Linked DNA regions of Mus musculus: region 2 is linked to region 1. A link is a contact called in ENCODE Hi-C or POLR2A ChIA-PET data. All regions are on one chromosome and are shown on one strand. The core of a region is the stretch at or near the end of the contact, and the rest is flanking DNA. Distances in the headings are between cores, read along the strand shown.

Region 1 (3,578 bases), core at 749-3,248:
GATCCAAAGAACCCATGAAAAAAACAGCCAAATTAATTTCTGTGTACATTTCTGCCACCCCAGTGCTGAGTCAGGGACAGAAGGATCACTGGAGCTTTCTCACTGCCAACCCAACTGAAAAAATTAACTCCAAATGAGAGGCCCTGTCTCAAGGGGAAAAGCACAGATCAGGTACTGGAAAAGATGGAAAATCCTCTTCACCAGTGTGTGTGCACATACATGTGTGGGCACACACATGCAAGCAGAATGTACAGGGAAATGGAAGCAGGTACAAACCAAAGAAGGCAATTGTGACGTCTGTTGTCCTGTGCCTTCAGTTTTCACAATTTCAGCATTCAATCCTCATTCTCATCTTTTTTTCCCCAGGCCGTGAGGAGAAAGAAAACGGATCAGTAGCAGTAGGAAAGTGAGAGAAGGTGTAGCGAATTCAGACACTGCAGAGAGGCCTCAGAAAGCAAACATGGTTACAGGAGACTCAAGTCACAGTCGCCAACATCAGAAAGTGCAGAAAGGTCGTCCCTATTTGAAGATTAGAAAAGAAATGTGCTAGGCAATGGTGAGGCATGCCTTCAATCCCAGCACTCCAGAGGCAGAAGCAGGTGTTCAAGGCTGGCCTGGGCTTCAGATGGAGTTCCTGGACAGCCAGGGCTACACAGAGAAATTCTGTCTCGAACCTCCCCACCTTCCCCCATCCCACACAAAGAAAAAGAAAAACAGATAAACATATTTCTAAAGGGGGCAAAGGAAATTTCTCATTACGATAGGTGTTGACGGGGATTGGAGAGACTATCCGAGTTAATAATCCCAGCACTTGGGAGGCAGAGGCAGGCAGATTTCTGAGTTCGAGTCCAGCCTGGTCTACAAAGTGAGTTCCAGGACAGCCACGGCTATACAGAGAAACCCTGTCTCGGAAACAACAACAACAACAATCATTCATCATCATCATCAGAGTAACGATAGCACCCATGAGTATGCCAGAACAAGAAAAAACAAGTGAGATATGCATACAGCACCATAACATAAGGAGAGCAAATTGCAAACCTGAGTGACAGGTGTACAGGACTCTTCCAGCAGGGAGTGCTCTGGTCTATCAAAAAGGTCCTGCTTAGCTGGAGGAAGGCATCCAGCTATGTGGCTTAGTGTGGTGGTTTGAATATGCTTGACCCAGGGAGTGGCACTATTTGGAGGTGTGGCCTTTCTGGAGTGGGTGTGGCCTTGGAGGAAACGAGTCGCTGTTGGCATGGGCTTTGAGACCCTACAAGCTGCCTGAGGATGCTGCTTTCTTTCTCTCTCTCTCTCTATTGTACTTCGTTACCCCGCTTAAAAACTGGTGCTACCGCCTAGATCCTGAACTGGGAGTTGGTAAGCACGGTCTGGTTAAGTAAGGGTCTATGCCCTTTAGACTTCAGTTCCCGCCAGCACAGACAGTGTAGGTCTGTTTAATAAATGAAGCCTTTTCAGATTGGGACATGCTAGTACAAAGACAGCGAGCCCCATTTCCTCACAGAGAGGGACCGATCCTTGTAGTTTCAGAACCAGGATTCCTTTCTGGGGAGAATGAACCTCTAGTCAACCTCTATGAAGATGGCCTTCAGGATACTCTCTTCTAGAAAGAGCTGGATGGAGTGAGGAAAGAAAGGCAAGATGCTATCTCTCCTGGCAGCTTGCTGACAGACTTGTGCTCCAAGTCGCTGCCAGGACTAAGCCAACCTGGTGAGAATTGACAGATACCACTCAAACCCCAAGGCCTACTAATTGGCTACTTGAGAGCCAATCAGAAACGAGTTTTGACTAGAGAGCCGAGATTGACAAGGTTGTCGGATTCCAGACAGCCAATCAGAAGCCAGATCTCTGAACTCTATTGGTGGGATGGAGAGGGTTGGGCCAGAACTGTCAGTAGTGTGTACTGACTGGGCGGAGGGATGTGGGAGGAGCCAATAGGAAGGCGGGGCTCGCAGCGGCGGCGGGTCCGGCCCCACCTCCTGCACCGCAACCACTAGCTGACTGAGGGGAGAGAGCAATCGGCCTCAGGACGTCCGGTCGCTGTGCGTGAGAGGAGGTGGAAGAGACTGAAGCGAGTCAAGGGTCTCTCTGAGGGGACATCCCCGAGAAGCGGCGGCGGGCTCCTGCAACCCTTGCGCTCCTCAAACTCACTGCGTGCTGACGCGGCAGGTCACTGCCCAGCCCCAGCCCTGCTGAGATTTCAGTGCGCAGTTTTGAGGGTCCCACCCTCCGCGGGCCTGCATGGTTTGGGGGTGGAAGCCATCCTAAGGCTCCTCTGGACCTGAGACAGGCCGGGAACGGGTTGTGGGCCACCTCCCTCCCATCGGCGTCTTTCGCTCCTCAGCAAGACCCCCTGGAAGTGAGTCTTGCTTCCAATCGCCCTTGGAGTGTAGAGTTCCTGCAGCCCGTGAGCTGTGAGTGGAGGCAACTCACGAAATAAGTGCAGGGAACATCACTGCCTGCTTCCCAAGCCTGGAAGCTCACAGCAGAGGGGTCGTCGAAGACAGACGTGGAGAAAGTGCTAAGGCAGAAGTCACAAAGACTTTGTAACACTTTAGGAGAAGGTGAGAGGAAAGACTAGTTTATGTATTATTATTATTTTATTCTTGTGTACTTTTCACCAAGTGCAGAGTGTAAGATCCACTCCCTCTCCATTCCCCTCTCATGCAGCGAAAAATTATGGAGTCTGGTGCAAACCTCCTGCTTAGAAGTCCTTACTGTTTGAGGTTGTTTTTGTTTGTTTGTTTGTTTGTTTGTTTCCGGCTCTAAATATTGTTGACAAGAAGTATACTAACATCTATATAGATTTCGATTCGCTCTCCACTCTCTCCACACATGGGGCGCATTTGATGAAAATGGATGTCTCTGTTGTTCTATTTTTATTTTTTAAGTTTTTTCTTTATGTGTATTTGCTTTCAGTAGCATGTTTCAATGTGTGTCCTTTTTTTTCAGGTTGTGGAGTTCTTTCTATATTCAGCAAAAAGGCTCAAAATTCTTCGTTGAACTCTTTTAGAGGCAGTGTGGCTAAAGTTACGGAGGTTGGCTGCCCAGCTGGTGCTAGGACTTTTCACAGCTCAGTAACTGTTTGGTACCAGGTTGTCCTGTGACCAGACCTGCCAACAGTACTTTGTAAACAGGACTTTGCTTTAACAAATAGGACTCTTCAAAGAGATAATTAACAAGCCCCCTTTAAGGACATGGGGATGTTTTCTGGAGATTGGCCTTCACCAATTGCCTTCAACAGTCTTCAATTTTAATAGCTTTTTCTTTTTGAGACAAAGTCTCTCACAGTAGCCGGGGCTAGCTTGGAACTCAATAGGTAGTCTGGACTGACCTTCAACTAGCAGCAATCTTATTGTCCTGTCTCTGGATTGGCAGGATAGCAGATGTGAGCTACCACACCCAGCTCCCTGTCAAATCCCTATCAAGCTCACTGTTGTTTTTAATACCCTTAAATTCTTTCAGACCTGAGAGGATTTCATCTTGGAGTTAGGGTTTCAGTTCACATTACATCCTGAGCACTAGCCTTATTCTATAAATATATTCAGAAGGAATGTTTAAAATTCCTTGTAAAG
Region 2 (3,578 bases), core at 790-3,289, 34 kb after region 1:
GTAGGCATGCATAGACCACTCACTGCATTCTTTTGTTTAACCACATGCTTTCTAAAGATGACTCAGGTCTAGACCCCTAGTCATTTATTTAAACATCTTGTTAGTAGTTATCCGTCTATGTGAGTAGGCTTTGATACTATAACTCTTGTCTGATGTTTGCCTGCCTATCTACCTGTCTAAACTTCCCAAACTAGGTATTTCTCTGAATTTACTTATACAATTTATTTTTAACTTCTCCATGTCTCCCTTTTCTTTTCCTTTCTCGTTTCTTTTCTTTTCTTTTTTTAGAGCAAGATAATGTTTGTACTTAGAGAGTCAATTGTGAGGGTTTTTTAAGAGGCTATGGCAGCCTCTTAGCATAGACTCTGGCACATAGTAGAGGCATAATAAATAGTTACTAAATAATGGATCATATTTCAGGTTACGCACACTCAAAATATTGGTGTGGCACGCTGCTTGCCCTTCTCACAGTCAGCCATCGAGCCCTGCTGCTTTCACAAATCAGGATTTTAGGTTAACAAATCTGGAGCGGTTTTGTCTTTCCTGCTTCATTAGTTTTTCAGTAGAATATACTATACTACAATGATTATTGAATGTTATTTTACATGCACTACCTCATTTAATCCAGAACAGAATCACAAAGATATTCTGATGATTAATCTCCATTTTTAAATAAAGAAATAGAGCCTTGAAAAGCTGATTTATTGCTTTAGAAGGGAGCTCAGGCTTAGATCTTGAATTAGGTCTTTGGGCTGTTACCCCTGTTCCTAATCACTACAAAATCCCATCCTGCTGCCTTTCCTTCCTTGTTTTTACACACCCACACCCACACCCACACACATGGGGGCAGTACATGAGATCATTCACATGTGAAACACTTAGGATACTCATATTTGAGGTTTTTATTTAACTTGGCCAATCAGGACCAGAAAAATGGGCTGGAACTTGGGTCTCATTCCAAATCAGTGTTTATCCTGTTATACAATGGAACTCTGCAAGTTTCTCTTGATTGTTCTTGCTAAGAGAGATTCTCCACTAAATTCCTATTGCAAATATTGCTAATTTCTGTTTGAAATTAAATATATGCTGCATTGTATGGATATTTTACCTTTTGGTCTTTTTTTCTCTCTCTCTCTCATTTTTAAAACAGTCTCACTATATATCCCTGGCTGGCTTGGAATTTACAGGGCAAACCAGGTCCTGAGTACAGGCCAGGTCCCGTCTACATGCAACTAAATTTCTAAGCTTCCCCCTTTAAGAAACCCAGATCCAACCGTTTTGCCTACACAGAAGACAAAGGCCCTGTACATAGTCAACCCACTAGCTCTTCAACCCCCAACATAGGCACAAAAACTAGGTAAGATTGGAAAGGAGAAATGGATGAAGAGAAGTCTTTTTTTCGTTTTTTTTTTTTTTTTTTTTTTTTTTTTTTTTTTTTTCTTTTGTCCGAGACAGGGTTTCTCTGTGTACCCCTGGCTGTCCTGGAACTCACTCTGTAGACCATGCTGGCCTCGAACTCAGAAATCCGCCTGCCTCAGCCTCCCAAGTGCAGGGATTAAAGGCGTGCACCACCACTGCCCGGCGAAGAGAAGTCTTAAACTTAGAACAAAAGTTATCCCAATTAAAGAGTTGGATCTGAGAAAGGAGAAAATGAGGCTAAGAGGAAGAACAAAGGAAAAACTGTTAAGGGGCAAGACTGGAAGAGTAAACGATTTGATTTGTCTATACAGTTGCTACTCTGGCCTCCATTAGAATGGTACAGAAGAGAAAACGAAAGTGGAGTGCAAAGCGTAGGAGGAATCTGGTTCCACTCTCCACGGTATAGACGCTTCCCTCCTCCCTCCAGTCCTCCTCTAATACAGACCGCAGCCAAAGCCGAGGTTGTGCTTCTGCACAGTCCACGTGGGCAGACTGAGCCCGCCCCAGCACTGGGAGAACTTCCGCGTCCTCCCGCCCCGCCCCGCCCCCTCGCAGTCCTGCGCACGCGCGGGAGCCATATTCGCCGCGGATGCTTGGCCATCCGGGTTGGTTCTTCTCCAGCTGAGTAAAGAGGCGCTGATCTGCACCCTCACCGTCTTCCTCTGGTGAGGCTCAGTCCTTTAGGGGCCGCGGAGTCGAGGTGTCTGTCTCCCGGGCGGGGGCCATCTGCGTGGAGACCACGGCCCAGGCCCGCGGCCGCCACCGAGGAGCCGTGGGCACGATGACTTTGCACCCGCCTCCTCGGTGACCGGCCTGCCAGGGACTGGTCCCCGCCGGCCGCCGTCGGGTATCCCCGCGGGGCCTTGACGGCTCGCCTGGGCTCTGAGACCCTCCGGGCCGGTGCGAGGGGTGGGGGCGGCTGCGGCCCAGAGAGTCAATTCGGGAAAGTGGCGCTGCGGGGGAAAGTCCAAGTCTTGTAGCGCCGGCGCCAGGCGTGGAGGTAGCTGTGTTCACAGTCGAATCCGAAACCCGCCGTGGCCTCCTGGCTGCTGTGCTCAGGGCCACCTTTCTGTTTCTCCTACATGTTGGAACCGACTCCTGGCAGGTTAACTCTCCTTAGGCCTGACGACTCTTCTAAAATGTCACTTCCCGTGGTCCTTGAATCCAGCCCGTCGGTGAAGCGGTCTTAAGTAAGATAAAGGTGTTTTCTAACATCTGGGCGCGCAGACCCTTCAAATGTCTGCTTAGCTTTCCAGCCACGATGCCTTCCTTATATCCCATTTGGCAACATAGGAATTGAACTGCCATTTTTCTACTAAGGCAGAGTTTCCATTGCTGTCTTTCGAAGAAACGGAAATAAGGACCAGGTTTACCACCTAACCCCTACACCCCCAAATTTAGGACCATGTGAATTATCCACTTTGTTAACCTTTCTCAGCCTGCTCTACTTGGAATGCCCTTCCTTCACCCCTTCACAATTCTTTTTCTTTGACTTGAGGCTTTTCAACTTACCTTTGCCTCTCCCACCTCTAATTTACTCTCATTATCTGTATTGGTTTCCTAAAATCTTACTTGCTGTCGATTCTGCTTTCCCTCCCCACCCTGAATGTCTCTTCCATGTTGCTTTATAATCTTTGTCTGTCATACCTGGCTGCTAGATTCTGAGCTTTTCAGGACACCATGGTTTACCTTTATTGTGGTGGCCCAGCATCTGTATAGGTCCCAGTGGTGGTGCAGTTCATGTTAGCTGAGTGATGGTGTGGATCAAGTGGTATTAACAGTGGAAGACACTTCTTAAAATTGTGGGGGTTTTGTTATTAATGATCCTGTTTTCTTTTCACAGGAATCAACATAAAGTTCAGAAACCATGGTGAGTTCATGACACGTTTCCTTTAACTTTTGCCTGGGAACATTATGGCTTGTTTGAAGCTCACAGCCTGACATGGAAGAAAATGAAACCAAAGGGGTAGAGGGAGTTGAATGGGGTCTTCCGTCTTCTTTCCACTGAACTCAGCACCAGGGTGTCATTGTATCCAATGCATGGACATCCGGAAGTTGGCGTATGTCAGTGAACAGGCATCATCTCTGTTTTTCCTTTGCAGTCTCGAAGATATGACTCCAGGACCACAATATTTTCTCCAGAAGGTAAATTAGAAGAT

Evidence for each region. A loop is a pair of places that touch in the nucleus more often than their neighbours do. ChIA-PET counts read pairs that join two places held with the same protein, here RNA polymerase II (POLR2A).
Region 2: a loop to region 1 is called in a map of heart, with 7 times the contacts of the local background. The contact joins the promoter of Psma4 here to the promoter of Hykk in region 1. A Hi-C loop is called at or near these places in 11 of 37 maps with a recorded cell type or tissue (gastrocnemius, heart and left cerebral cortex). POLR2A ChIA-PET finds 5 or more read pairs at or near these places in 2 of 5 experiments (Patski and embryonic stem cell).

Annotation. Positions count from the first base shown.
Region 1 is chr9:54,915,292-54,918,869 of GRCm38, forward strand. Hykk (hydroxylysine kinase 1) reads left to right here and starts at 1,999. Exons shown (of 5, transcript NM_177351.4): 1 at 1,999-2,567.
Region 2 is chr9:54,948,820-54,952,397 of GRCm38, forward strand. Psma4 (proteasome subunit alpha 4) reads left to right here and starts at 2,040. Exons shown (of 9, transcript NM_011966.3): 1 at 2,040-2,084; 2 at 3,263-3,289; 3 at 3,522-3,564. The coding sequence starts at 3,287. It overlaps Hykk (hydroxylysine kinase 1), which reads left to right. Exons shown (of 5, transcript NM_177351.4): 5 at 1-1,105. It overlaps AY074887 (cDNA sequence AY074887), which reads right to left and starts at 2,135. Exons shown (of 1, transcript NM_145229.2): 1 at 1,425-2,135. The coding sequence starts at 2,020. The coding sequence ends at 1,622.